2 separate regions of the Homo sapiens genome follow, and region 2 is linked to region 1. A link is an interaction called in ENCODE POLR2A ChIA-PET data of the cell type or tissue named here. Cell type or tissue: IMR-90. All regions are shown on one strand. Links, peaks and the distances in the headings refer to the core of each region. The heading gives the core; the rest is flanking DNA.

Region 1 (16,103 bases), core at 3,451-11,450:
GGCCCAATCCTCTCCCCACCACCGCAGCCCCGTCCACACACACAACGTGCCGATCGGTTCTCAGAACTGGCTGTTACAGATGTGCAGAAAGCGAAGGACCACCAGACACCTCAAGAAGGCCTCTGGCCAGGCGCGGTGGCTCAGCCTGTAATCCCAGCACTTTGGGAGGCCGAGGCGGGTGGTTCACGAGGTCAGGAGTTTGAGACCAGCCTGGCCAACATGGTGAAACCCCGTCTCCACTAAAAATACAAAAAAAAAAAAAAATATTAGCCAGGTGTGGTGGTGCACACCTGTAGTCCCAGCTACTCAGGAGGCTGAGGCAGAAGAATCACTTGAACCCAGGAGGCGGAGGTTGCAGTGAGCGGAGATTGTGCCACTGTACTGCAGCCTGGGTGACAGAGTGAGACTCTGTCTCAAAAACAAACAAACAAACAAAAAAAATAGCCTCCAACCAGAAAGACCGTATAGGTGAAGGGCTGAAAGGAAATATGGACCAGGAACACTGCAGAGGAGCCCTTCAAAAAGAATCCCAACATTGTCGTCGGCAAGATAAACCATTGTAGCCACGAAATAAGAGTAAGATGGTATAAAAAAGAAAAATTTGGTGAACAAAACAAGTTCATGGAAAGTGAAACTACAAAAACAGAACAAACATCTGCCAGGAACTACAACAAAAAAAGCAATCAGATGAAAGGAGGATAGAAAAAAAGTTTCAAAAATTAAAGAATTAATCCAGGACTTATAACACCCAACTAATAAGGTTCATAGATAGTAAGAACAAATGAAATAAAGATATGGTAATTATCAAAGGAATAATACCCTCCCCTAACGAAGAAAAAAATAGCACCAAGTTTAATACTGAATGAGTCTAGCAAAATGGATGGAAAATACCAACTCCAAAGTTCATCCACATTTTAGAAATCAAGGAGATCAAGTTTCTAAAGTCTCCAGAGAGAAAAACAATCAGTGACATACCAAAGAAGGGGCCCTGGACTTCTCAACAGACATGCTAGAAGCTCAGAGGACAGTGGGGGAACAACAGTTTTTGAGGGAAAATTATATCCAATCTAGAATTCTACACTCAGCCAATCCACCCATTAAGGCCACCTTTCTGACAAGCAGAGACACGCACATCTCCTGCACCCTTCCTACAAAGCTACTACAGGATGAACCCTACTAAAACGAGGATTACATAAAGACAAGACATGGAATTCAGAAAACAGGGTTTGAGGTCAAAGTAATTTCAAGAATGGCAGTTAAGGGATGCTTTACTCCGAATGCGCAGCGGGCCAGGAGGGTAATAAAGTACAGAATGCAGAATGCGGCAGGTGGCTCCCGGAGGGATTCCAGCTCTGACCAGGAGATCACCACTGCTGCTGAAAGCCACACAAAATTTAAAGAACAACATGCAAAGTGCTTACTTCCAAATAAAAGTCCAGTATGGCTGGTCTAATTAAAAGAACTTAAGCCACCTGAATGCATCCCCGGCTGAAGATGTCTCCTAAATTACGGAGACAGAGCTTTTTACATGTGGACATCTCCCCAGACACGGGAAGGCTATTCAAAAGATGATGGTCATCCATGAACATGAAAAATTGTTCACTCAGAGTCTAAGTAACTAATGGGTTCCACCATCTTGAGAGGAAGTGCACCGTTCTATCAGAGCTTGAGGATAAACTGGTGATGTATACATTTCTTAAAACGTAAAATAATGGGCAGTTATCAACTCCTGGATAACAGAAAGTTGTACAGTAAGGAAATATACTTGCAGTCCATGACTCAACTACAGACAGTTATTTTATAGTTACATTAACATAAACACTGAAAGTTGATTTAACCAAAAGTTATAATATGGAAAGATGATAGAGGGAAAAGGAAATACAGGGCAAGGCAGTCAGTTTTTATTCAAAACTTCACTTCTTTACTTATTTCCCTATCATCCTTCACCAGGTTAAACACACCAGAACAAACACTCAGAGTGTTGAGTATATTGCCTGAACATTACTTTAGATTTTTGGCAAGTTCCTATTTCCAAAGGCAAAAGTCACCAGCAATGTAGACTGCAAAGCAAAATGTTAATTCTTTATATATAAACTTAACTGCCATAGAGGTGCTATAATTGCATGATGCACTCTGATACAGAAGAAAGTAAGGTTAATAGAAATCATATACCAATTTTAAAAAGTCTACTTATCAAAACAATGTTTAGAGACATACTGCACTTCCATCCTCTCTGGATACACAGACAGAGTAGGAATTTTCTTCACTCTGGAAGCCTGAGCGCTTGCTCCAAGTATGAAGAAACAGTTTCTCTTCTTAAACAAAACAAAACAAAAAATCAAACAAGATCCAGCCAGCCTGTAAGCGGCAGCCCTGTGGCTTTCTGAACTGATCCATCGAAGCACCAAAGCAGAACAAAGATGAAAGGAAAATTTGGAAGCAAGAAGGGGAGAAAGCTTGATTCTATGCTCATAACCATGTGTAAACTGAAAATGTGAAAAATTCTGTAAAATTCACAAAGACCCCTTTACAATCTAATTGAACTTGAAAAGCACACTCTACCTACTCCCCAAGAACACATGCCTCTCTCCCCAGACCCAGCAAACTCCTACAGCAAGATCCAGGTCTAGGGGCACCTATTCCCCACCCCATGCAGCTTCAGGTGTTCCCAGAGTATAGTCCATAGATCTTGACCCAGCACTCCTCACACTGCATCCAAGTACCTGGTACGTGTCTGCTCCCATGATGTACTTTGAGTTCACCCACTTAGGGCTACCAGTAAACATCTGATGACAACTAAGTGAGCAAACTGTCAAAGACCTTAATAATATTCTCTCAATTTATTCGACCAAAACAATAGCTATGGATAGCAATGGACACATGAGATAATGGCATTTATCTAACTGCAAAATACCAATTTTTAAAATTTAGTAAATACATATTATTATTAGAATCAGTCTGGATTCACATATACAGCCTAACACCCCCCCTACATTCCTGTCCTTATCCCAGCCCAGGTGTGCCCCTCGGTGTTACCATAGCCCCAGGGTAAACATCCCTACCTGTGCGCACTACTCAGCATATCTCTTTGCAGAGTGTCCCTGCCGTGGTCCTCTGGAGCAAAGCCCCAGTTACGGCTGTCTTGGTATTTCCCCATGACTAGTACAGGACTGAACAACTGTAGACATTGAAAATACATGTGCTGAGTTAAACTCAAAGTAAGTAAGCTTAACTTACAGCATGAACTGTTTTTCTTTCCAGTGAAACACTTTTTAATTTAAAAATTGTATTTTAAAACTTTGCATACTACCATATATATAAAATAATACTACTCGTCATAAACAGAAGATTACCAGAAAAAATGAATACCATGAAGACAATACAATAATGGTTACATTCTAACCAGATATTGATGCTGCCCAAGGTATAGACACAGGCCTGTTCTTCAGAAAAAGGAAATGGGGTGGGAGGCACTATGAAGTGTTGGAAGGGTGCTACCGCGTACTAACACCAATGAGAGAACAACTACCCTACTCTAGAACTCCAGGTTATGTAATGCTGTGTCTATGTGCCACCCAAAATGACCTTGCCTAACACCAGTGGAATGTGTTGCACACACAGCAAGGCTGGTCTGGAGGATCTTTAAGGCTACTATCTAATAGAAAGGCAGAATTCTCTACTTAGAGTTTGTATCAGCTTGGGCAAGCTACCTAACCTCTGTTTCCCCACTGGCAAAGTGAGTAGTATTACTTACCTCATGGATTTGGCGAGAATTATAGGAAATGATATATGAAAAGGGTTTGGCAAGATTCCCTGGCACTTAAGAGTCTCAGTAAATAACAGACCAATGATAAAATCCTGTTTCTAGTGTAAAATGGTACAGCCACTATGGAAAATGGTTTGGCACTTCCTTAAAAAGTTAACATATAGAATTACCACATGATCCAGCAATTCTACTCCTAGGTATATACTCAAAATAATTGAAAGTAAGTATTCAAACAAATACCTGTACACAAATGTTCATAACAGCACTATTTACAATTGCTAAAAGGTGGAAACAACCCAAATGTCTATCAATGGATGAATGGATAAACAAAATGTGATGCATATATCCAACAGATTATTAAGCCATAGAAAGGAATGAAGTGCTGGAACGTGCCACAAGAGATGAACCTTGAAAACAGTATGCTAACTGAAAAAAGCCAGACACAAAAGGTCACATATTATATCATTCTATTTACATGAAGCATCAAAAACAGGTAAATCCAGCGGTAGAAGGCAGGTTAGCAGTTGCCTGGGGGGAAGAGGGACAACAGAGAGTAACTACGTAATGAATCCAGGGGTCTCATCTGGGGGTGGTGAAAATGTTGGAACTAGACAGAGGAGGTGGTTGTACAACACTATTACTGCAGTAAACATTATTGAACTGTACATTTTTAAGTGGTTAATTTTATGTTATGTGAATTTCCCCTCAAAAAAATTCCTCTAAGTGTGATAGACGTAGTAGGTAACATTCAATTTTCAAATTGTTAAAGGTCACAAAAGACTTTACGTGAAACGAATATTCAATGTCAAAATGAGGCTACTTTAATTATAATCAGTCTTATTATTTAAAAACTCAAAGGAACTCCAGTGTCAGTTACAAGGATTCCAGCTTTACCAGAATCATAAAACAGTGCTAGCGTGCGCCCAGAGTTCAGGCGCTAAGGAACTGAAATGCTTGTTATAGCACTTAGTAGGCATGTAAATTTGAACAGCCTGAGTAACCCCTCCCCTTAGCCTCCTCATTTGTAAAATGAGGATGACTATATAACAATGCCTGTCTCAGAGGCTGTTATGAGGACTGGGTGAGTTAATCCATATAAAACAAGCAAAACAAGTAAGTGCCTGACCCAGAGTAAGCCCTCAATAAACATGAGCTACTATTACTATTCATAAAATGGAGATAAATAGAAACATGGCAGGGATTAAAGGAGAACATCCATGTAAAAGTACTTAGCATAAGACCTGGCACAGAGATTGCTGTTATTGTTACTGTCATCCAGAGGCAACTTCTCATATTTACAAATAAGAAATTGGGTCCAGAGAGGAGACAATTGTGATGGTGACAGTTTACATGAAGGCACTAGATTCCTGTCATCATCATCATCAAAATTATATGTCTATCAAAGATTCTCAACTAGAATAAAGCACACAGGGATGATTTTTAAGAATTCAACCTAAATTTCATTCCTCTACTCCGAGGTGCAACTCTCATTCCAGCCGTAGCCATGACCTCTGCTTTGGAAATGGGCTACGATGCAGTGTATGCATAATGGCAGCAGCCCCCATAAAGCACTGTGAAAATCAAGTCTGGGTCCAAATGATCAGCGACAGAGAACTAAAATGCCATCAAAAGCCCTTTCCGTGATCCCAGCACAAACATGGATGTGAACTGTGCTCTCACTACAGAGGCTCAAAGCCCATCTTCCAGGCCCTGTTCTTCCACCACATGTGGTAGAACTCTCTTCCCTCCAGCAGCAAATCCCTAACAGAAAAACATCTGTTTTGTATGTACGGCATCCTAACTACTTGGGGACTTTCTTCAGTAAGCACTGTTGAATGACTGGTGTTGGGATGAAGAACCTAGCTCCCATCACAGGTACACCAAATCCAACTCAACCTTCTCCAGACTGAGGTATTACACCCAGTGCAAGGGATCATTCTGAGACATAATGGGCCTTAGAGCAGAGTAGCAGCCATCTCCAATTTACTCAATGGGGTTAGAATCAGAGAGGAAGAAACACAGACCCCGGACATGACACAGCAAGACAGCAAGACAGAAAACCACTCAGCTAGAACAATCTCTCAGGCATCAAAACTTCCTTAGGAATCTAAAAGCAGCATTAAAAACACAGCCCCATAGCTGTCTGCAGGCTTTGTTCTCAGAGCACCTGGGCACCGGGATTCTAGTGAAAACTATGAAAGCTTTGGAGAATGAGCCTAATCTCGGAGCGAACCATGGGTGGCAGATAACACGGCTAAAGCACACAGACATTTTTGCATCAAGCTGGACAGATTTCACTGGCCAGAGTCTAGGATTCGGCAACTTCTTCATTAGTAGTTTGGAAATGTTTGTGAAATGCCATGTACGGCTCTAGACGATGGGTCCACACCCGTGGAAAACAGTCCCTGCCGGCCTAGGCCATATGTTCTAACGGGAGGATCAGACAAGTGAGGTTCAGGAGGGGATAAGAGAGCTGGAGAAAACAGAACAGGGCAGGAGGCAGTGGGAGTGTGCAATTTTACTTAAGTCAGAGAAATGTCTCAAGGAACTCAGATAGCAAGCCCTGCAAGACTTCCCAGCAGGAGGAAAAGGAAACGCAAAGGTCAGAACAGATGAAAAAGGCTGAGAAAAGCCAAGAAAAAGATTTAAAGGCTGAGAAACAGAGGAGGGGTTGTGGCCCAGACGGTGGGAAGGAAGAAGCTACCAGGTATTGAGACAGGAAAACTACAGGAGGCGACACTGAAGAGGGAAATTTCTACACAAGAAAAACTTTGGAACTGTCGAGAACAATTCTGTGTTCCCTACAAAGAGTTAACAACCACAAAGTTCTGCCTCCGAAATTTAGAAATCCGAACTCAAATTCGCAGCCTCTCTTGCAGCCTGCGTGCATTCACGTGACTTAAATTCTTTGTTAGATCATAGCAGAGTTTGATTTGGAAGTAAGCACACTGCATGATGCTCCTTGCCAGACCTTGGTGGCTTTCAGCAGCAGTGGTGATTTCCTGGTCAGAGCTGGAATCCCTCCTGGAGCCTCATGTCTCACTCTCCACTGTGTGCTTATCACTCTCACGGCCTGCTGCGTATGTGCAGTGAAGCACCCCTTAACCGCCATTCCTGGAAGTGTGCTGTGATACATCAGATGCCATGAAGACTAAGGGCCAGTGATGTGACTAAGTTATCACTCTTCCCATCCTTTTATTTTGACGCCAAGGAGGAAGAAGAATGGGTGAGAACTCAGCCAGAGACACTAGGGGAGAAAGAGATTAGCTCTTCCTGGCAGCTGAAGGGGATTCTAGTCTTTCCTCCTCTCCCCAACTGCTCAGTGATTTGAATGTATCCCCTAAATTTCATGTGTTGAAAATTTAATCTCCAAATTCATATGTTGACTGGAGGTAGGGACTTCAGGAATTAATTAGATAAGGTCATCAGAATGAGGTTCCCTACAATGGGACTCAAGGCTTTATAAGAAGAGGAAGAGAGATCTGAGCCAGCACGCTACTACCCTCTCACCCTGTGATGCCTTCCACCACGTTGTGAAGCAGCAAAAGGCCCTCACCAGAGGCCAACACCATGCCTTTGAACTTCTCAGCCTTCAGAACTATAAGAAATAAATTTCCTTTCTTTATAAATTACCCAGTCTGTGATTTTTTTTACAGCAACAGAAAAGAAACTAAGACACTAACCATCAAATTTTGGCCAATTACTGAAGAGTAAGACCTTGTCATCTCCATGACCCCTAACGAATGGCACAGGACCCACAAGTAGGAAGAAAAGAAGGCAGGCCCTATTTCTCCATGAAGCCCAGGACACTGAGGAGAACCTCCAGAGATGTAAATCCTTAAGATGTCTGGAAAATGACTATTGGGATGCCTGAAGATCCTACTGGAAATCTCAAGGTAATATACTAATTGAAAAAAAGGGAAGCCTCCTTGTTGGCTGACCCTTTTAAGAGAGTATCTGAGGTCACAGATCCCATAGGCCAATAATTATTCTGGGCTTTACCTTTTCCCAGTTCTCTTTGGAAACAATGATTATGATACTGATTATAAAGAAACATCTAATCCTTACTTAGAGCGGTTTTTTTTGTTTATTATTATTATTATTATTATTATACTTTAAGTTCTAGGGTACCTGTGTACAACATGCAGGTTTGTTACATAGGTATACATGTGCCATGTTGGTTTGCTGCACCCATCAACTCATCATTTACATTAGGTATTTCTCCTAATGCTATCCCTCCCCCATCCTCCCATTCCCACCGACAGGCTTCGGTGACTTAGAGCGTTTTAAGAGCTCTTGCTTTCAGGTACGCTCTCGCTATCGTTGGCAGCTCAGGCTGGAAAACCATCCCTGCACAGCTGTCTTTTCTGTGGTGCATCTCAGACTGAAGCTTTCTTCCAAAAGACGTTTGTCTCCAGCTCTCTTGAGGACTAGCTACTACAACTATCCAAGTGAGGCTGGTTATACCATGTCTCAGGACCATTAAGTAAAACTTAATTACCTCAGCAATGACAGGTTTTTGCATTTTAATTCTAATACCTGCGTATTTTTGCTATTAACATTAGTCTGACTTTGTTTCTGAATGTTTGGTGTTTTATAGATCTTGACTTGGATCCTTGCCTTTGACTAACCCTGAAGAGCCAATTCTACTGGTTGGTTTGCTTGGTAGTTATTTAAAAAAAATAAAATAAAATAAAATAAGCATGCTCTTACCAAGTCAATATCAATAAAGGGAGATGAATTTGGCTCATTCTTTGGAATATGGTCTGCTTTCTAAATTAAACACACTTCTCCATAAGAATTGGGAAGCTGGGTAACTCCTGCTGTTTATCTAGTGACCAAAATTTTGGATTGGGGCTATTTAAGCAGGCAAGGGATGTTTGTGTTATACACGCACACTACCCACATTCAGATCTCAAATCCAGGACGTCCCAAACATTTCTAAACTTGAGTCCAACTGCAGAGTTGCTCTCGAGGCCTGAGGAAGCCTGGATTAAGCAAGGCTCTCTGGCTCTGCGGAGGAGAGCCAGATTATAAAGCTGCTGCTTCTTTATAATCCCCTACTTGCCTCACATGCTCCCACCCATCTTCTTCCTCTGCACCCTCTCAGCTTAAGAGTTTTCTTAATTTCATTCACAACTACAGATTTAACTTTTAAAGTTCCTTTTCAAAATTATAATAAGGGCAAATAGCTTTAATAAATTTATTACATGTAAAAATAATCAAACTGCCATAAAGAATTTTTTGCCATTAAGAATTTAACTATTGGCTGGCTATTAACATAAAAGAAAAACTTTTTACCTTTAGAAAAAAAACCTTTTTAAAATACAAAAACAAAGCCATCTAGCCTACCTCATGAGAGTTAAAGAGTTAAGGTAATGCACAGAACATAAATCTTGAAACGTGTTTCCATCCGGACTTCACTTTATATAATCTGTCCCAATGTTGTTCAATATATACTTGTTTTCAGAACTACTTAGAAAGTAGCAATGTCTTAAAAATGAGTAATTGCTAGATCTCTCTTTGCTTCCTTTTGTGATTCCAAGAATGTCAACCTTAAGATTTTCTACTTATCAAAAAGGACAGACTGCACTCTACACATCTAACACATACCAGGTTCTTGCAGAACAAAGACTTACATGAGAATACATTCATTTAAAAAACAATAAAATTAAGAATTAGAAAATAATTTATTAGACTGATACCAACAATTTGCTAATCTTTGAAGAAGAAAGAAACACCTCTTTCTCTTTTAAAAAGAATGTGGGTCAGTAGTTATCTTAATACAATTTGTCAAGCATCAACCCATACATTTCACAAGACTGCTGAAATAACAAGACTTTAAAATCTAATGCTGAGGCTGGGTATGGTGGCTCATGCCTGTAATCCTAGCACTTTGGAGGCCAAGGCAAGTGGATCGCTTGAGTCCTGAAGTTCAAAACCAGCCTGGGCTACATGGCAAAACCCTGTCTCTACAAAAATATTAAAAATTAGCTGGGTGTGGTGGCATGTACCTGTAGTCCCAGCTACTCAGGAGGCTGAGGTGAGAGAATCACCTGAGCCCAGGAGGTCAAGGCTGCAGTGAGCCGTGATCGTGCCACTGCACTCCATCCTGGGTGACACAGCAGGACCCCATGTCAAACAAACAAACAAAAATCTAATACTGAAATGAAAAGACATTCACTTAATATTACTTTAAAGGGGAAATCCAAGCTGAGAGGTCTTATAGTCCAACCCCCTCATCTGGCAGAGGAGCACAGTGAGATCCAGATTTTCCCAGTATCACACACAGATTAGACTTTAACAGGCAAGGACTCAACCATCCCAGCTCCTGGTTCTGGGCCCATTTCATTCCTTTGGGTCAGTGGTGAGTTTCTGATTCACCGAGTGGGCCAAGAACCAGCATCACTACCAAGTCTCCAGAAGGTGTGAGCTGCCCCCGCTTGCCCACGTAGCCTCCCTCTAATACCCTGACTCACAGGGCAGTCACGGGAGATTAGGGCCTTCACAGTCAGGTGTCATTGATATGGGCATCCTTGGGCATCCGTGGGGGGATTTTCTTAATGCCCCGGGAGACTCTAACATTCAGCAAAGTTTGAGAACCACTTGTCTAAGATACGTCACTTAATCACTTTAACTTTCCATTTATCTTGTGGGATTTCCGTTGTTGTTCAGTGTTTGTTTTCCAAGGAGCGCTGAAGGGATATGGTTGGTTCATTTTACTGACGTCGACTGTTACCTTTATTTGAATTATTAACGTTTTAACATAAATACCATGCTTAATGTTTCTTTGGTGAAAGCAAATAAATCACACTTATTTAAAATATACTCATTCAGTGCTACCTAAAACACACACTTGTTCGAGACCAACCTGGGCAACATGGTGAGACGTCTCTACAAAAAAATTTAAAAATTAGCTGGGCATGGTGGCACATGTCTGTAGTCCCAACTGCTTGGGAGGCTGAGGTGGGAGGATTGTTTGAGCCCAGGAGGTCAAGGCCGCAGTGAGCCATGTTCATGCCACTGCACTCCAGCCCGGGCAACAGAGCAAGACCTTGTCTCTAAAAAATAAAAATAAAACATACATTTAAGATTTACATCTCAAAAGTAAAATAGAAAACCTTACAGATATTTTAGGTTGAAAGTCTATATGTAAAATACATAGTGGAACTCATGTGTACATGACAAAACAGTATAAACTACCAGCAGAGTACTAGGCGCTATATACTGTATATAAGCTTAGAAAATCGAGAATAATGTAAATGTACAGATAAAAAATAAATGTATCAATATAAACATCCTAATATAAAAGCAGCTTTCCATATTAAAATGAAATCATCTCACATTTTCTCATTAAACTTTCAGGTAAAATCTGATCTTCTCTCACTTTTCGGAAAAAGGCTAAAGATTTAAAAATCTTTATTTAACTTAAAATATGATCTCTTCTAACATATCATTCCAAGAATGTCACAATTCAAATATGTTTAAACCCAAATACAATATAAAAAGTACACAAAACCAGTTAGGTATTATAGGAATTTACAAATCTTTTCAAAAATATTTTCTTTTTTTTTTTTTTTTTGTGACAGAGTCTCCCTCTGTCACCCAGGCTGGAGTGCAGTGGCAAGATCTCGGCTCACTGCAAGCTCCGCCTCCCGGGTTCACACCATACTCCTGCCTCAGCTTCCCGAGGAGCTGGGACTACAGGCGCCCGCCACCACGCCGGCTAATTTTTTTGTATTTTTTTAGTAGAGACAAGGTTTCACTGTGTTAGTCAGGATGGTCTCTATCTATCTCCTGACCTCGTGGTCCGCCCACCTCAGCCTCCCCAAGTGCTGGGATTACAGGCGTGAGCCACCGCGCCCGGCCCAAAAATATTTTCTTAGTACAAAACTCCATCTACAGGGAGCTTTGGCATCACAGCCAGTAGCATCTGCTATCTACTTGGAAGCAGAAATGTGAGGTATAAATGTATTTTGCTGGTAAACCTTAAATACCTTCATGTTCACTGCTGAAGAACAACTGAGGAAACCATGACAAAATGTGGCCAACGAAAGGCCATTATTTATAAAAATCTGCAATCTGCTGAAGGGCCTCCAAACATTTCAGGTGTACAAGCAAATCAGCTCGGCTCCAAGTCTCAGTACAGAACACGAATGTATGAAAATGCTGTAAACAACATAGTGAAATTTCATAGCATTTCATTATTTTACTGGCCAAAATGTTCACCTTCATTTCATTTGTGTGTTTATATATGTATATCTACAAATATGTTTAACATATAAATTAATATACATATACACGTTTCATTACACAAGAATGCCATTGTCACATGAATGTTCTGTTTTTTACACACATGTGGGAGCGTACATGTGCACACAGATATGAATGGGCATCTTTAAGTAAATATAGAGACTCAAAAAATTAAGAGTCTGAATGTAAAACAGGCACCAGGCACCCATTCCTCTCCATTATACTTAGTCAAGTTATCTATCCTTTCTCATCCTGGACACACCATCACAGTCGCAAACATAGGAAGTCTAGGCTCTTTTTTAAATAAAACAAAAATTAAGCCCTGACTATTGGATTCATATTTAGGATTCAAAGATTGAATCATAATAAACATTTCATGATGAAAAACTCTGGAATTTTTAAGTCTTAAACCAGTCTTCCTCTCCCCATTCATCCTTACTTTTCAGAGCTCTCATGCAAACTATATCAAAACGTGGCTTTAATTACATTTAAAAGAAACACATTTTTTTCCAGAATAGATCAACAATATAAATTAACACAGGTGGAAACCCTAGAAATTGCCTGGCTGCCTTAATAACCCCAAAGGAAACATTTATTTTAGCCAAACAATTGTAATGTTTGTCTCCTTTTTAGAAACATCTGCTGCCAAAATAAACATTTGCATTGGAAGAAGTGTTTTGGCTGTTAAGAGGGTACCAAATAAAATGCTTATGTTCTGAAATAAATATTTTACTCAAAAAACATGCAGCAAAATTAGAATACAAATCTTTTTCAAGCCCTCTTCAAGGAAACCTGTTTTGAATTGTTTTTACTTCAATATGAAGTAATAAGTTCAGATGAATCACCTTAACAAAAATAATTAGTTTATATTTAATTTTGCCATTTTCTATTTCAAAACAATGATCATATTCTATGTTCCTGCTATAAAGTTCTTCGCAATACATGTATGCCTTTAAAAACTAAAAAAGTCATGTTTTCCCATCATAAAAGCACTCATGAACTTCAATCTCTCATTTTGCTTTTTTTCCTTTTGCCCTGTTTTATAATTCCAACAGGCATCATATTATCAAACACCTGCAAGAATAGTTAAAATATCAACCCAATTACAAAAAAAAACTCAGGAAAAATCTCAGTCTACATAATTGAAATCTGCTTGACACAAATAAATAACTCAGCTTCTGTAAGCTATTTCTCCTGGGTGCCGTTTTATATTAAAATCTTATTTAAAACAAGTTGGTAAAGGCCTAGGTGTACATTTATGATCACGAAGGATAAGAAAAATGAAACAAAACCTGCATTCCTGATCCAGCAAAGAATATCTTGGTGTCTTTAAGGTTTGTTTTTTTTTTAATCTGAAAAACTCAGAGTCAGATTCTAGTAACCTTAAAAATTATGCCTCTTCTGTGTAGCTGTCTAATAGATGAAATCAACCAATGTACTTCTGTTAACCAACCCCATGTCTGAATTCCAGAAGCCTGGAGGCAGAATATTCTCCACAGAGGCATAGAAAATTCATTTCCCCCCTGAACTCAACAAAAACCCAAGTAGACTAGTTTTTAGGGCACCGTGCAAAACTAATCTGTTTAGCCATGTATTTGCCTGATGATGTGGGAGAACTGGCAAGTGAAAGACCACAAATCTAGTTCCAGTTAATAAAGACTAAAATGATGTACTATTATCACGTCATGCTTCAAAGATCCAGTCACGAGTATATCTCAAAAACAAAATTATCACCATACAAATCAAAGATCACCAGGGTAATACTAAAATCAAACACAGTCAGTGGCCAGTTCCTTCAGACTCTCAGAGACAAAAAATAAACAGTGATACTCCTCTCCATGTTAAATTTCACATCAGCACTGCAGTTCTTTCTAACAAAATACTCATTTAAAATTCATATCACAGGAGCAGAACGCCAGCCAGGAATCAAACTGTGACCCCTGAGCCAAAGACAACTTACCACTCAGCTGGTAAGTGGGCAACTCAATTTACAAACTTGAATTCCTGCATTTTAATCCTGTGCAGAAATATACGAGCAATATTAAATGAACTGGATTCAGCTCATTAGAGGTTCACAAACCAAACACAGAACGTTCTGGAAGCCATCCAAAGCAAAGTCATGCCTAGGTGGTGATGTCCACTCAATAAATACTCAATGTCATAATTATCTTTCAACTTTTTCCCTGAAGAACATTATTAGCCACAACTACAACAATGCTTAGCCAATTACATTAATCCTAGGGGAAGATGGATGGGACCAGCAGCCAATCACAGTGCCAGGACCCTGTTTGTGAACAAATTTATAATTATCCAAAATGCAGAAACAAAGCAATTCACTGAAAATTCCTCCCCAAAGAACACAGACTCAAGCTAACAAAATGAATGTATATGCTCTAATAACCTTTGCTCTAAATCTTCACTATTTTTTTCCATTTCAAAAATTAAGAACTGTTCACATGACCTTGGTATTATAAAAGCTGTATGTCTTCTTTAAAATGTTATACACATTCAAAAGTGCATTCTGTTATTTTTAGCCTTTTAAATTTTAAAACAAGATACTATATTTCAAAGCTGTATTTAACTAAATGAAAAGGTAAAAAGGCAATACAGATTATTTAGACCCATGACTTTGATTAACTCATTATGAAAGTTTCCACACTTCTGCAGCCAGGATATTCAATTTCTTACCAGATATACTATTTTCCTTTCATTATCAGAAAGATCTGTGCTTAATTAGAATTGGGTATTTCTTTTGGTTAGCAGTAAAATATCCAATCTAAAATCTTAATTAAAAATTTGCTGAAATACTTGATGGGCAACCTACATCAATTTGTCCCTTCAAATAAATCTAAGAGTCATTGGATTTAAAAAGTGTATAAGAGTCACAGGGATTAAATAAATGGAAGAAGCTAAGAAAATTGAGATTACTCTATATATCTGTGTATGTCCTCTACTTTTAGCTTTACACATTTAGAAAAGAAAATAATTAAAAACATTTCCTAGGTAATCATTCTTCACACACCCTCTCCATTTGTTTGACTCCCACTTTGGGACTGGAAACTAAGCCAACATCTAGAACTTCTAGTGAGACTTAACTCCTTCAGAGACCAGGGAGATCCGGCTGCTTGCCGTGAACAGCATCTTTTGAAACTGACTTTTTAATCTCACATCAGGGAAACATGCTGAAAAGCAAAGTGGGGAGCCCAAGAGCAGCGAGCATCCACTTCTCTCTGCCGGTCCCACTACTTCTTACTACCTTCCCACCTCTGCTCTCTTCCTGTGGCCAAAGCACCATCCACAACTATTAGCTCCCACATAAAATCAGCAACAGAGTGCGATGGGGACTTGAGCAGCCAGCTGCCTGGGCTGTCTTCCTCTCAACTAATGGTGAAGCTGCTCTAAAACTAAAATGAAGGAGAGAAAATCGCAACTCTTCCACCTTACTTTTCATCATTTACAAATTATTTCCTTCTCACAATTAGCAGCCACAACTAAAGATTTCTACTCTAGGCAGCAAAATATTGCTGGAAAAAAAGGAATAATGTGGAAAAAATTAAAAGTACAATTAAGTATGCAACTGACTGCTAGAATTCGGAGTGGGTAACCTTCAATAATTGAGAAGTGAGGTCTCTGACAACAGCAAAGGGTGTTCAATCTGCAACTAGGATTCAAAGGCTGAGCTACCTCTATCTTCCCCAATAATGGCCTTAACATAAACAAAATCATCCAAGTGGGAGCAAAGATAAAGAGGAAAGACAACATTTTATTTCTTATTTTATAAATAAAAGACTTATTTTATTTCTTTTTTTTTTAGGGTCTCGATACATTGCCTAGGCTGGACTCAAACTCCTGGGCTCAAGCGATCCTCCCACTTCAGCCTCCCGAATAGCTGGAAATACAGGAGGGTGCCACCATGCCATGCTACTATAACATAGACTTACACAATATTATAATTAAAATAAACTTCAATAATAAATTAATAACAATAATAATGAAACAAATAATAAATCACAATACAGATCGAATAGTGTATAAACGAGAAGGCTCAGAAGCAACCTACTGATGAACTGTTAATATACAGCTA
Region 2 (16,103 bases), core at 2,646-10,645, 70 kb before region 1:
AAGTGATCTGCCCGCCTGGGCCTCCCAAAGTGCTGGGATTTCAGGCATGAGCCACTGAGCCCGCCCAAAACCAAATCTTTAAAATGTGCTTTTTTTTTTTTTAATTTTTTTTGAGACAGAGTCTTGCTCTGTCACCGAGGCTGCAGTGCAGTGGCACGATCTCAGCTCACTGCGACCTCTGCCTCCTGGGTTCAAGCGATTCTCCTCCCTCAGCCTCCTGAGTAGCTGAGACTACAGGCATGCGCGACCACACCTGTCTAATTTTTTATATTTTTAGTAGAGACAGGGTTTCACCATGTTGGCCAGGCTGGTCTCGAACTTCTGACCTCAGGTGATCCACCCACCTCAGCTTCCCAAAGGGCTGGGATTACAGGCATGAGCCACTGCGCCTGGCCTAAAATGTGCCTGTTCTTTTGCCCAGCAATTCTATCAAAGAAGAAAGCCTGTTTGCTCACATACATGCATCTATACTGCACAAAGGAACCAGCTATAAAAGCATTCCACAAAGCACTATCTGCAATTCCAAAAGAAATCACAAAATTTAAATACCCAGCAGTAAACATTTACCTTCTTCAACACTGTAAAGTATGTTTTACTATGTTTCAGCAAATAAAAAAGATTTTTTGAATGATTAAATCAACAATTTTCACCATGTTTACTAAGTTTCTACTTTGTGCAGGCATTGACCTAGGTGCTGGGGACATAATGACAAAACAAAGTCCTTCCACTCATAAATCTTATTTTCTTAAGGTGAAACCACACACATTATTTGGAAAAAAAGAAAAAAAAAGTGGGCTTGATAGAGAAGAGCCAAAGATTTCAAAGGGTCAGAAAGGATGGATTGACATACATATTGTTGGGATGGGGGAAAATATAGACAGGGCAGGTTTGTGGATAAAGGGCTGGGTGGCCAGAGGCCCGCTTTGGATATGTTGATTTTCCAAAGCCTGTTGGGCATTCAAATTAGTGATTACCTGCAGGAGCTGGACATACATAGATGTAGAAAGGACAAGACAGATCCAAGTTGCAAAAGTACATATGAAAGTCACAAGTCTCCAGATACGTAAAGCTTTGAAAGTAAAAGAAATCATACAGGTAAGGTGGGTAGAGCCACAAAAAAAGAGGGGCCAACACTGAGCCCTGGTCATGGGCCAGTATTTGGAGGCCAGAAAGATAAAGAAAATCTAGCAAGGAAAGGCAAGGAGCGGCCACAAAGTAGGAAGAGAGCCAGGAGAGGGTGGCGTCCCAGGAACCAAGCAAGACAGGTGCTCCGAGGAGGAAGATACCGTCAGCTGCATGGAATCCTAATGACAGGCGAAGGATGGAAGGAATGACTATCACCCATCAGGCTGAATAACAGAACACTGGAGGCTTTGAAAAGAGCTGTTTCATACCGCATGATCTCACTCAAATGTGGCCTCTAGGAAAGGTAATCTCAGAAGTGGAGAGTGGAATGGGGGCACCACGGGCTGGGAAGGGCTGGGAGCTGGGGAGTAGAGTGGAATGGGGGCACCACAGGCTGGGGTGGCGCTGGCAGTTCGGGAGTGGAGAGTGGAAAGGGGGCACCATGGGCTGGGAGTTGGGGAGTGGAGAGTGGAATGGGGGCACCACAGGCTGGGGTGGGGCTGGCAGTTCGGGAGTAGAGAGTGGAATGGGGGCACCACGGGCTGGGAAGGGCTGGGAGTTGGGGAGTGGAGAGTAGAATGGGGGCACCATGGGCTGGGATGGGCTGGTCGTTGGGGAGTGGAGAGTGGAATGGGATCACCGGGGGCTGGGATGGGCTGGTTGCTGGGAAGTGAAGAGTGGGATGGTGGCTCATGGGCTGGGGTTGGCTGGTTGTTGGGAAGTGGAGAGTGGGATGGTGGTTCACGGGCTGGGATGGACTGGTTGTTGGGGAGTGGAGAGTGGAATGGGGGTACCATGGGCTGGCATGGGCTGGGAGTTGGGAAGTGGATAGTAGGATGGTGGCTCACGGGCTGGGGCGGGCTGGTTGTTGGAAAGTAGAGAGTGGGATGGGGGCACCACGGGCTGGGGTGGGCTGGAAGTTGGGAAGATGTCGATCAAAGATACAAAATTTCAGTTAGATGGGAAGAATAAGTTCAAGAGATCTGTTGTACAACATGGTGACTGTAGTTAATAATATATTGTATTCTTGAAAAATGTTGCCAGGTGAGGTGGCTCATGCCTGTAATCCTAGAACTTTGGGAGGCTGAGGCAGGCAGATCACAAGGTCAGGAGTTCAAGACCAGCCTGGCCAATATGGTGAAACCCTGTCTCTACTAAAAATATAAAAAAATTTGCCAGGCATGGTGGCGCGTGCCTGTAGTTCTAGCTACTCAAGAGGCTGAGGCAGGAGAATTGCTTGAACCCGGGAGGCAGAGGTTGCAGTGAGCCCAGATCGCGCCACTGCACTCCAGCCTGAGTGACAGGGCGATACTCTGTCTCAAAAAAAAAAAAAAAAAGAAAAAGAAAAATGTTGAGTGGATGTAAAGCGTTCCTACCACGAAAATGGTAACTATGTGAGGTAATGTATATGTTAATTAGCTAGATGTACTCACTCTACAATGTAGTATATATACTTCAAAACATCACATTGTACACAGTAAATACATACAATTTTACCTCTCAATTTACAAAGCAAGTGAAAAAAAAAAAAAAGAAAGTATGAAAAGAGCCATTTCAATAGAATAGTTGAAATAAAAGCCTAGACAGAGTAAATTCAAGGGATACCAGCAAATGGGGAATACAAGAAAAGAGAAAAACAGGCTTGTGGTTTCGGTCAAGAAAGGCGTTTTTGTTTTGTTTTGTTTGGGGTGGGAGAAATGATGGCATGTTTAAATGCCAATGGGAAGGACAGAGAAATGGATGGTGTGGGGAAAAACCAAGAACTTGAGTGGACCAAGGGCACAGAGCAGCCTTCCAGAGGAACAAGGAGATTTCTGGCAGAGTGTGTACATCACAGAAGGCAGACATGATATGCAGACACAGGCTGGCTGGTACCTCTAAGTTCTCCTGATTGCTTGTGTTGATTTCTTCAATGAAACAGGAAGCAGCCTCACTAGCTCAGAGTGAGGGGCAGGGCTTAAGCCTTTTGGGTTTGAAGACAGAGGGAGATCTGAAATAGCCTTAGGGAAATGCAAAGCTACAAGGCAAGGATGATCTAACATCAGTGGTCACCAACTCAAATAAATAGCAGGGTCTTCCCTCCCTCTTTCCCCATCCCACTCACCTGGAGTGGGCACAAAAGTGGATTTCATCAGGCTTGCATAAATAGGTTTAATAAGATGGGGCTGGTGAGTATTTAAGAGTACATGCAGGAGCGTGAGGGCGAGTATAATGATGGGCTTGGAATTTTAGTTGGGTAAGGAAGAAAGGGATGACAGGAGGGGCATAAGAAACAGTTAAACAAAAAAAAAAAAAAAAAAGAGGTTTGATTCACTGTTTCATTTAGTTTGAAGAACTGAGCCAGCATTTTAGATATTTTGATCAATAGAGACATTGAGAGCACCTAGTCTGCCACCGGAATGGGTAATTCCTTACATTGTATAATGGGTAACGTGGAATCCTTTACACAACATTTAAGAATATTATATATGCATTACATGTTTATGTAGATAATTTAGAAAATACAAATAAAGCAAAAGAAAAGAAATCTTTACTTTCTTACCAGTTTTTACTATGTATTTGTATTTTATTTACAAATTTATAACATTTCCAGACTTTGGGGTAACTTACCTTTTCTAACAACTCTGTGAGCATGTTATTTAAAGTGGTCTTCTATACTTTCATTTCTATAATTACTGTTGTGTGGTCATTGATCCCATGGATTCTATGCCTGCTCGTGGTTTTGAGCTGTTCATCCCACACATCTGTAGCAGCCTCGTTTGCACCTGTGGAGTCCATGGCTCCCACAGACCCAGGCACAAGCCTCTGACTCTCTCACAAGCCTTCTAATGGAGAAGTGCCTGAGCATTTACTTAAGAGAAACACAAATGTGTTATAGGCAGCTTTCTGTCCTTTCCTACCTCTTTCCATTACATTCAGGGAATCATACTCATGTTTGAAATTTTATACATAGGGAACTCACTTTACATATGAATTTCAGGAAAATTAAGGACATATATAACACATGTAGTGACAAAATTTCAACGGAGTAGTTAGTTGTCACAAGGACACAGAAATGCATTTAAACAGTGGCTATAGGGTAGGAATGCTAGATTATCCTGCAATGTGTAAGAGTGACTGATGGAAAAGATCACCATGCCACAGCCGACACTACTTTCAAAAGTGCCAAAGTTTGGGTATATTTAAAAACAAAGCAAAAAAAAAAAAAAAAAAAAACTAATTATTTAGCTGAGTCTAGAACCCAACTCCATTTTGCAAGGAAGAACAAGGTGTTCTTAAAATCATCTTATGACATAATAAATTTTCCAGAAACAAAACCATCACGTATATTGAGGGAAGATTATACTTTGTTTTGCTCAGAACTTTGCCAACAGTTGCTCATCATTTCAAAAGATGACATCACCACTGACAACCCTGCTGGAGACATCTGAGTTGCCAATGCAACATTCCTATATCAATCTCATTTTGTAGCTGTCAAGTTCACAGTGATCACACATATACATCAAGCATCTATTTCACAAGTCTTCTAAAGTAGTATGCCTAAATATTTGTTTAATTAAGCATACAATACTTTATTATATACTTCTTTCTTTTCATTTTCCATATATAGTTAGTGCCTTATTCTAATTTTGTTTAAAATTTTGTGTGGGGAGAGCTCATATTACCTAAGAACTTTATTTTAAAAGAATAAAGGAGACACTAGAAAAGTTTGATTCAAACAATGAGAAGGTATTATCTGTATGTTCTAAATGATCTATCATAAACATTACATATTTGTATGGTTTCCAATTGTATAAAGGATACCAAAGGAACAACTAGAAAACATGAAACTACCAGTTCCAGCAGTATGGCAGATTAGATGCTCTAAATAGCTATTGATTGAAAAACCCAAAATACTGGATAAAATGCGTTTTCTAATCCTTTTTAAATGAATCCCAGACTTGCCATAAATGTGAGTAACATGAAGAACACCCAGAGAGCAGACCGAGAACAGAGAAACCAAGAGAGCAATAGAAGCCAACTTTTGCTATAGATTCTAACTTTCCCTTTGACAACTATTCGAGAACAGGGAAAAGGAGAGGAAGTCCAGGGCCTGCCAAAAGGGAGTAAAATACAAGACAACACCTCTCAGTTAAATTAAGGACCAAGAAGGGCTATACCCATCATTTAAGAGCTTGCAACCCCACTAAACAGAAAAGAGAAATACCTGTCTTGAACTTGATATGCAGAGGTAGCAGGAATAAGTGGCTCCTTTAAGAAATAGCAACCACAAGCTAACCATCACCAGGGTATCTGGTCAAAATTAACACTTAATGGTGTGGTCTACAAAACCTCAAGAAGATACTTCATTTAGAACAGCCCCAGAGACCATCATCACCTAAACCCTCTAATTAATCTTAACTTCACTGTTGTGGGACAACCAAACATTACGCTCAATCTGATACAATAAACGCACAGCATCGCCTATGAAGCATCCAGACCAAGTCAGTCAGAAATGACGGGTAACAACCACCCCAAACTCAGTGGCCTAGGGTCACCAGCATGTGTTGTGCTCACCAATGTAGTTAGTGAGCAATTTGGAGAGGGTACAAAGGGAAGCTTTATCTGTCCATCACAATGTCTCTTCAGCCTCAGCTGTAGCTGATGGTCACAAGAAAGGTGGGGGCTAGAACCACCTAGAGGCTCTTCGCTCAAAAGGAGGATCACAGACCCATCCTGTGAACAAGGGCAGGCCTAAGATGTTGGGAACATGATTTTCAACGACTGCAAATAAAATGTTTATCTTCAAGCCTGTGGATCTAACTTGCAATGTACAGGAAACAGATGAGCAAGTTAAGCCACATCAAGAGAAAACTGGCAGATAAAGCCATTCCACAGGACAGTTGACCCAGGTTTTTCAAGAGGTCAAGGCACAAATTTTGGGGAGGAGAAACTGTCCTAGATAAAAAGGCTTCAGAACCAAATCAATGTAATAAATCTTGTTTAAATTTTGCTTGAAACGAATGATACAGAAGGGTATTCTGAAGACAACTGGGGCTATCTGAACATGGCTAGGTTTGTAGACAAGTGGAATTATATTTAATTTAATAAGATGTGGTAACAGAGCTGCTGTTATATAAGAAACGCCCTTGTCCGGATGCGGTGACTCACGCCTGTAATTCCAGCACTCTGGGAGGCCGAGGCAGGTGGATCACAAGGTCAGGAGTTCAAGACCAGCCTGGCCAACATGGTGAAACCCCGTTTCTACTAAAAATACAAAAATTAGCCAGGTGTGGAGGTGCACGCCTGTAATCCCAGCTACTCACAGGGCTGAGGCAGGAGAATTGCTTGAATTCAGGAGGCAGATGCCGCAGTGAGCCAAGATTGCACCACTGCACTCCAGCCTGGGCGACAGAGCGAGGCTCTGTCTCAAAAAAAAAAAAAAAAAAAAGAGAAAGAAAAAAGAAAAAAAAAGAAGTGCCCTTACGTTTTATACACACATACAGAATGATTTTGAGAAGAAATGTATCTGTGACTTAAAATACTTTGAAGAAAGTCGGAAGAGGAGGAAAAGATGAGACAGGGCAGCAGACATGGGAAAATATTGGTAATATTAAAACTACGTGAGGGCATAGGAGTGCTCATTATGTCATTCTGTGTATCTGTATATTCTTCTTGTAATAAAACTTTCACAAAATCAAACACAAAACATTGTTCAAGATAACTGGTACCCATAGGCACCTGGCAAAAGCAAAGACCAATCAATCCTTCTGAGGAAACAGAATGCAAACCCAGGCCTCAATAAAAATGTCTTCAAAAAAAAATAAGCAATTTAGAAAAACAAGAAATTTCTTAGAACTAAAAGAGAACAAAAATGATACATATCAAAAGTTGAAAGATTCAGCCAAAGCAGTACTTAAGAGAAAAAATTTTAGTCTCATATTTAGCTTCATCAAACAAAAAATGTTCAAATAAAGTAAGCATTCACTTGAGTGGGGGCGGGGGGGAAGAACAGCAAAATAAACATCAATAAAGTAGAAAGCAAGACGTAATCAAGGTGAGAGAAGAATTTCATTAAGTTTGTTTACAAGGACACACAATACAGACAATAAAGACCAAGTCACTTTGGAAATGGTTTTATCAAGAATAAAAGAAGAAAAACCATTATGAATTAAAATGCCTTAACTCTGGATGGTACAGAGATTAAAGTAATAAAGGCTATTACGAACTTTATGTTAATAAAGTTGAAAAATTATATGAAATGGACAAATTCCTATACATAGGAATATATATATAGCAATACTCACACAAGAAGAAATTTTTAACTTGAATATGCCTATATTGACAAAAGAAATGAAATCAAAAATTTTAAATGGCTGGGCACAGTAGTTCATGCCTGTAATCCCAGCACTTTGGGAGGCCAAGGTAGGAGGATCACTTGAGGCCAAGAGTTAGAGACCAGCCTGGGCAGTAGAGCAAGACCTCAACATCTCTACTAAAAAAGTTGAAAAATCAGGGGTAAGACAAAAGGTAAAGATAAAGAGCTATACAACCCTTTATAGCTTTATAAACAGTTTTACTAAACATTCAGAGAACAGATAACAACACAAATTCTTTCAGTAAATTAAAAAAGGGACTCATCTTCAATTCTTTTTTTTTTTTTTTTTTTGAGACAGTCTTGCTCTGTCGCCCAGGCTGCAGTGCAGTGGCGCGACCTCGACTCACTACAACCTCTGCCTCCCAGGTTCAAGCAATTCTCGTGCCTCAGCCTCCCAAGTAGCTGGGATAACAGATGTGTGCCAACATGCCTGGCTAATTTTTTTTTTTTTTTTGCATTTTTAGTAGAGATGGGATTTCACCATGTTGACCAGGCTGGTCTCAAACTCCTGATCTCAGGTGATCTGCCCTCCCAAAGTGATAGAATTACAGGCATGAGCCACCACGCCTGGCCTCCAATTCATTTTCAAAGCTCGAAAAGTACAGATACCAAAACCTAACAAGGATAATTACAGTTCAGTCTAATTCATGAATTTCTGATTCAAGAAACCTAAAACAAATGTTAGTAAACTGAATCCAGTGATGAATAAAAAAGACAATATATCATGAGGCTATGTTTATTATAGAATGTGAGTTTCATTTGATACTTAAAAGGTAATTTACCTCAAAAACAGATTATAAGTAAAAACAAAGTGATCATCTCAATACATACAAAGTGATCATCTCAATAGATTCAAAAAAGACGGAAGATAAAATTCAGTATCCACTCATGAAAAAATCTCTTCGCAAACTAGAAAAGAAGGGAACTTCCTTAGCCCAACAGTGGACAGCTACAAAAAGAAAGGGAAAAGAGAAAAGAAAGAAAAGAAAGGGGAAACATTGTATTAAATGACAAAATGCTGGAAGCCTTCATTTAATCAGGGATAACACAGGAACAGCCAGCCGTTTCAAAGAATGCATACAGGGGAGCCAGTCTGCAGAAAGGCAAAAAAGCAGGAAGGCAGTGATTTTTTAAAGTATTATTTTAATTAAAAAACCTGAGACTTCACAAATCACTAGAATTAGCAGAATTAGCAAGAATTTAAAAGGTGGCTGGACACACACACAAAGTTAATATACAAAGTCTGTTACATTTGTATACACCAGTAACAATGAGAAAATGTAATTTTTTAAAGGATACCATTTACAATAGCAACAAAAAATAAGGTATGTAAGAATAATCCTAACAAAAGTAATACAGCAGCTCTTTTTGAAGAATGTTATAAAAGAAACTGAAAAGTACCTCAACAAATGGAGAGATGGAAAGCTATCCCATGCAGGAGAGGCAGGGATGGTGGAGTGGAAATGGGCAAAGGCAAGCATTGGAAAACCAGGCAGAAGAGCCAGCGGACTGCATGGTTTCTACAGCACAGCAACAGTGCCCGAAACAACAGGTGCCCAAGGCCACTTGCTGATGACAAAAATGACAAACATCCCCGCTTCTTTTTCTAAGTGGCTGGTGCTTTTTTTTTTTTTTTTTTTTTTTTTTTTTGGAGATGGAGTTTCGCTCTTGTTGCCCAGGCTAGAGTGCAATGGCACGATCTCAGTTCCTCACAACCTCTGCCTCCCGGGTTCAAGCGATTCTTCTGCCTCAGCCTCCCGAGTAGCTGGGATTACAGACGCGCCTCCACGCCCAGCTAATTTTGTATTTTTAGTAGAGACAGGGTTTCTCCATGTTGGTCAGGCTGGTCTCGAACTCCTGACCTCAGGTGATCCACCCACCTCGGCCTCCCAAAGTGCTGGGATTACAGGCATGAGGTGGCTGGTGCTTCTTTACCAATGACAACCCTGCCCCACTTCAATCCTCCTGTCTCCTAGATAAAAATTAAAATACCTAATCACAAAAGTACCCCCAGCTTCTTGAGAGCAGCCAGTTGAGGACCACCCCTCCTCATGATGCCACTCCCTCTTAAGAGTCATCTAACACACACCCCAACCCTACTACAGCCCCACCTCCCCCTTTCCACAGTGCTCCTGGGGCTCCTCAGGACTGCATCCTCCCTGGCCTGCAGCCACCTAAGCTAAACAAACACATCTTTTTATTACAGGGATATTTCTCATCTTTGGTCAGTGGGCTCCAAAAAGGAAAAAGCTATTCAAGTAAAGTGCTTCTGTGTGTCTTATCTTTATTCTTTTCTAAGTACCCTGTTTCACAGAAGATCCCATTATAACAATAACAAAAGATAAAATTCTTAGAAAATAGCGTGATAAAAAAAGAAAAAGTTTATAGGAAAAAATAAGCACATACGAATAGCAAAAGGAAAAAGAAAACCAACAACTGAAAAAGAAGGATAATGAGGATATACTACCCCATCAGATACTAAAAGATAATAGAGAAACAGTACAATACTAATGCATTCATAGAAGAGCCAATGGAGAATAACAGAAATCCCAAAATGACCCCAAACACCATATACCTAAGGAAATTCAGTTAATGATTTTAGTGGCATCAGGGAAAGGTAGCTGCAATGGTTGATTTTACATGTGATCTTGGAAGGTACTGTAAATGGAATTAACAATTTCAACGGAGACTCTGAGAATAACAGATTGTTTTCCATAATGTGGGTGGGCCTTATCCATTTAGTTTGAAGTCCTAACTATAATCAAAAGACCAGCCCCACCTAAGCAAGAAGGAATTCTCCAGCAAGCTGTCTTTGACTTCATCAGACCATCGGCTTACCACCTGCCAGCCCATACTGCAGGTTTCGGAAATGCAAAACTCCATAAGCATATGAGCCAATTCCTTATAATAAATCTGTGTGTGTGTGTGTGTGTGTGTGTGTGTGTGCGTGCATATGTGAGCACAATTGATTCTATTCTATTATTCTATTCTATTGATTCCAGTCCTCTGGAGTTAATAACTCATATTACAGACAAAGGCCCAGTCTCCCTAATATACAAAGGATTTTAAAAATAATTTTTAAAGACCAACAACTGAAGAGAGAAAATTCAAAATATATATAAATTTATAGTTCAGGAAAAAGGAAACACAAATGCCTTTAAATACACAAGACAACACTCAACATTACTCATAACAAGATAAATGTAAACTAAAACTATATGCTTAGAAAAAGAAGTATTTCAGATTTTGGCATATTTGCATATACACAAATGAGATATCTTAGAGATGGAACCCAAGACTAAACATGAAATTCATTATGTTTCAAACGTGCCTTACATATATGGCCTGAAGGCAATTTTATACAATGTTTTAAAATACTTGTGTGACTGAAACAATGTTTTACATGTGTTCTGACTGTGATCCATCACATGAGGTCAAATATGGAATTTTCCACTTGTGGTGTCATGTTGGCATCCAGAAAGTTTCAGATTTTGGAGCATTTCATATTTCAGACATTGGGATTTAGGGTGCTCAATCTGTACCAGATTGGCAAAAATCCAGAAGCTTTGTAAAGCCATGCTACTGGCACATATGTAGGAAGAGTCCTCTCACGTGCAGATGGGAGTGTGAATTGGCTACAACCTGCAATACCCACTGGGAATGCAGATGCACACACCCTTTGCCCAGCACTGTGGCTTCCAGAATTCATCCTGCAGATATTACTGCCCACTTATGACACATACACAAAGTTTAGCATGGCATCATTGTTTCAATTCAAATAACCAGAACTAATCTAAATGTCCATCAAAAAGAACTGGTTAAATATATCATGGTATGTCCATAAAATGTAATGAAGCTATAAAAATGAATGAGGGATTGCTGTATGTGCTCCTTTGGAAAGATCTCTAGAAAATATATTTAAGTGAGTAAAAGAAGGGGATGAGGAAAAAAATATGGAAGAAGGCATGTAGTATATACTATATACACCATCATTTGTGTAAAAATAGGGTAAAAATAAAAGTATGGTATTGTGCTTCTTGATATAAAGAAACTCTAGAAAAACATACAATAAACTATAAATGGTTATCCAGTCAAGAACGGGGGTGGTGACATGGGCAGAGGGAACTAAGACGGGAAGAGACTTTTCTCGGAATCCCTTCCTTGTACTTTTTATTTTTTCAAACCAATAAATGTATTGATTAGTTAAAACATTAAACATATGAAAAATATTGAAGACACAAAGTCAGGTATCTTGATGGAACCCTAAAATTATACCATCTGTATCAATCGCATTAACAAGACACCAAGTACTACTAATACTTGCTAACTGCCTGCCTTATACAAAAGCAAGAGATTACATAAACCACATTTGAAAACAAAAGGAAAGACTGCATAAAGAAATGTTCTGGTCGTTATGAAATACTAGCTGGTTAAATATGGTTGAGCTTCTTAAGTTTTTAAAGGTATATGAATTCAGTGTTATTAAGATTTAGCTTGATTTTGATAATACTTTAATGGTAATTTTTACTTTGTTTCAGGATAGATTTAGGGGGATTACTTAGGTTTTGGAGGTGCTAAATATATCTATAATGCAAGTTATCACTTTTTTGAGAAACTTTCCAAATCTATCTCCCATCCAACTCCCTAAAATCCAGGACTGTTCCTGTCAAACCAGACCATCTGATTAGGCCACTCAAATGTCTCCAACTTTCACCTCTCTGCCCCACAATGAATATAACTCAGACATTTTATAGCTAGGGAGTACAAACCCAAGAAAAAATTTCCAATGTATTTTGAGCAATGTTTGGTTTTATTCAGAATATACAAAAATTATTACAATTACTTTAAAAAGTCATGGTTATAGAGTATTTACCATATAATTTATTGTATTCAAATCAATAAAATGATAGCAATAATCAAAGCATAAGATAGACTGAAACTAAGCACATTAAAATAATATTCATTAAAATAAGATTTTACTTGTAGTATGCTTTAAATATTTAAATATGAAAGATATTAAATAACTAATTGCCATGTGCTGGAAGTCATCAGTGAATAATTTTTAAAGGAAGTAAATTTTGAGCTTGGTCTTGAAGAAAATGACAGGCATTTAGAATCATTAATCAAATCGGTTTTATGATCAGAGATTCATTTCAGCACACTACAGTCAAATGAGTAATATAATTTATCTATTGACTCCTTAAATTTTGATGACATGACAAAACACTCTGTGTCTACAGATAAGTTCAATAAGGCTCTGAAAGCCCCTTGAAAAAGGTTATAACTTTATCAAAACTCCAGATACCAGCCTTGCTCATCTAAAAAGAAATTATATTAAAGTGTTTTAAAATTTTCATACACTTTAATAAAAGACTTGACCAGGTAACTATGAAATGATGTACATTCCTACTGCTACAAACCCCACAGATGTTACTTTTTTTTTTTTTTTTTTTTTTTTTTTGAGACAGAGTCTCACTCTGTTGCAAGGCTGGAGTGCAGTGATGTGGTCTCCGCTCACTGCAACCTCCGCCTCCCGGGTTCAAGCTTTTAAATACATGTATGTAAAAACAAGATTGTACTGGGTCTCGAATCCTAGCTGTTGTTTTAACATGTTTTGCTTCAAATCATAAACTCTCTTTAGAATTCTCTAGTAAGTCATACGGAAAGGGACTCCAACAAACCCAAGAAAATATGTAAGAAACCAGCCAAACTGATTAAAATTAAGCTCCGTAAATTTATTTATTTTGCTTAATATCCACGATCTATTCAAGCCACAAAAGAAGTCCTTTAAAGAGGAAAAAGTCGATGCTACATGTGTTCACCTTCTCTTTGCCACCTCCACCACACAAAAGAGAAGGAAGGAAGTATTAAAATGGAAAATTATATTTTGATGTTTATGATTGGATGTGCTACGAACATTTTATCTGGATTCAGAGTAAGAGTCCCTCACTCACTACTTCTTTTCATGTCACTCATGAGTGACAGTCTCTAAAACATAAGGAAACTGAATCATTTTATCAAATAACATATATACTATTTTTCCACAAATTCTGTAAGCTGAAATATATAACCCAGTAACCTAAAGGAGTATTTAATGAGACTAATTTAAACTAGAAACTGCTTGATATATTTAAAGTACATGATTCCAATTAGTATTTTAATATACTGCAACTGAAGTGAATATCTACTTATAAGCTAGTTTAAATAGAATAACACAGTCAAAGGCAACAATGTTTTCACAAAGTAGCACTTACCATTAAAACAAAACAAAACAAAGGTCAAGATAAAAATACCATGCACGTGCCAACTAGAAGGATTAAATGATTGATAAAATCCTTCTCCTGAATAAGCCTTAACAAAGTGGCAGAGTGCTTTCTTGAAAGGTTCAGAACACAAATGACAGGGAACAAGCAATGACTGACACTTTCTGCTGCCACTAACCAGTAATGCAAGCAGCTATTAAACCAGTCATTCTTCTCACCCTCCAATCTCAAAAGGGGAAAAGACGGAGGGAGAGATGGAGTTAGATTAGGTTACAGTTATGCATTTTCTCAAAACTAATTTTTTTTCCACCAGAACATAATTTTTAATAAAGGACAGGAAGATGATTCAGAGCCGGGTCTGCCTTGGTGGAGAAAACAGGGCCCTGCGGGGCAGTGCACTGTGCTCACCTGCTGCGGCTGGTACCTCTGCTGGGACTGGGACGGCAGATACTGCGCCTGGGGTGGGAGGTGCGGGGGCTGCGGCTGCTGGCTGTAATATGGCTGTTGGCCCTGCTGGCAGTAACCACTCACACCTTGCTGTCCATACTGAGGTGGCATCTGTCAAAAAGTCAAGCAAAGCAAATGAGAAAGTCAAAATGTGCAATTAAATGAAATCAAATATGGTTTCAATTCAGCAACATGAAGGGGGTTCTCTGCTAAGCAACTAAACTCAATATTTCTAATCCTCTCTTCCTTAAACAAATCGACACGCTGCTTTCTATTCACATACTATAAATGAAGTCAAAAGGCAATCTGCTTTGCCTTTAAAAACCATCATATTCTATCAGATAGAAACTATTGATAATATCATAAAGGTGGAGAGGGGAGGAAGTGCTAAATACTGAGACTAAAAAATAGCCTCTACTAAGAAAGAGAAGCATGATATGAAATCCATTCCCACACAACAGTGAAAAAGTGAACTCAAACAGTCCAAATTAACTCACTAATACTTTACAGAAGGCCTGTGGTTTGGGTGCTTTCTTGTGTATGTTTGTTTCTAAGTTCAGAATGAAAAAGTCAGAATATACCAACGGCATTTACAGCACATATATACCAGTTAAATTATCAATTTTATTTACTATTTTTGCTAAGGATGGCATTTTCTTAGTTGATAAAACAGGTAACAATGTAAAGCAAGGTGTACTACAGTGCAAATACCAGAGGTATAGACAAAAATGGCCTCAATCAATCTTCTCCATCTCTAATTTACATCAGCCTAAAAATGCCTGAAAGCATTGTTTACAGGAAAATCCTTCCTCATGCAATAAATATACCATGGATAGTATTTTTGAATATTTTCTTAATGAGAAATCTATTGCCTTTTTCTGTAATTTCAAGAGAGAGCAGGAAAGGAAAAGAAAAACAAGATATCAGGACAGCAAAAAGCACTCTAGAGACAAGAATGGCAAAGTCATTTTGTTTCATACCACAATATGGTCCACTGGAGAACTTCAAGAACTTGAGCCCCATAAGCACACACACTTAAGAAATTAATGAGTGCCAGATACACACTTAAAACCCAAATCCACTATAGAAATACTGAATGAGGAAAAAGATGAAATGGTAAAAGATGAAAAGAGTAAAACATTTAGCCTCTAAGAAAAATCAGCACAGTAATTCCTAACATATACAATGGGGTAAAAGGGGAAAAAATGAAAAAGTTAAAGTTCCTATATTTCTTTCAATCCAATCCAGATTATTTTCAAGATCTACCAAAGAGGATGAGATTAAATGTGACCATAACGGCTCACAATGCCTCTCATCACACAGAGCCTAAGTTGTTGGAGCAGAAAAGTCTGCATTGCAAGCCATTTAACAGCACAGTTGAATTTTTTGCTTTTATTTATTTTACAGCTTGATATCTCATAATGAATGTTATGTCCCTGCCATAAGCCAAGCCAACGAATTTCCATAAAATACAACTCCACATGCTAGAATACCATATACCACTACAACACACATCCTTCCGTTCAACACCCATATGTTTGATTTGATATCTAATACTATATTTCACACAAGCATCTTTGCAGTTTGATTTAAAGCAGTTAGGATAACACTTCTGCCAGTGTTAAAATGACTGTAAAGCTCAGTCAACACAGCCAGCAACTCCCCTATGAATTGCGCTTTAATATGTTGACTTTCTGGTTACAGAAGCCCTCACACACAATATGGAAGTGTTGTTTGGGGAGGGGGCGCTGTTTTCTAAGCAACACAACAACAGGACAGATTGCAAGAACCTACTAACACTAGAGCAGCCACAAGCTGACTAGAATTTTTTACTACCTAGTCCAGCTCCAGGAAGTTTGGCTGCAGGGTGTGGGGCGAGGAGGATAGGTGGGCGCAGCTAAGAAATCTTC

What was found. Peaks named below come from ENCODE experiments on the same cell type or tissue, not always from the same donor. Only the 100,000 strongest peaks of a DNase experiment are listed, where the experiment ranks them.
Region 2: POLR2A ChIA-PET joins it to region 1 with 17 read pairs; 9 of 35 experiments call an interaction of 5 or more read pairs at or near these places.

The regions. Positions count from the first base shown.
Region 1 is chr6:156,830,485-156,846,587 of GRCh38, reverse strand. All of the region lies in intron 2 of ARID1B (AT-rich interaction domain 1B), which reads right to left. Among named protein-coding and RNA genes, the nearest start is that of MIR4466, 59 kb to the right of the region's middle. RefSeq lists an enhancer at 15,765-16,103. In IMR-90, for the core only: no CTCF peak of the experiment used is centred there; a DNase peak (open chromatin) is centred at 6,807.
Region 2 is chr6:156,899,577-156,915,679 of GRCh38, reverse strand. ARID1B (AT-rich interaction domain 1B) reads right to left here. Exons shown (of 20, transcript NM_001374828.1): 3 at 14,155-14,304. Among named protein-coding and RNA genes, the nearest start is that of MIR4466, 130 kb to the right of the region's middle. RefSeq lists an enhancer at 1,682-2,182. In IMR-90, for the core only: no CTCF peak of the experiment used is centred there; no DNase peak of the experiment used is centred there.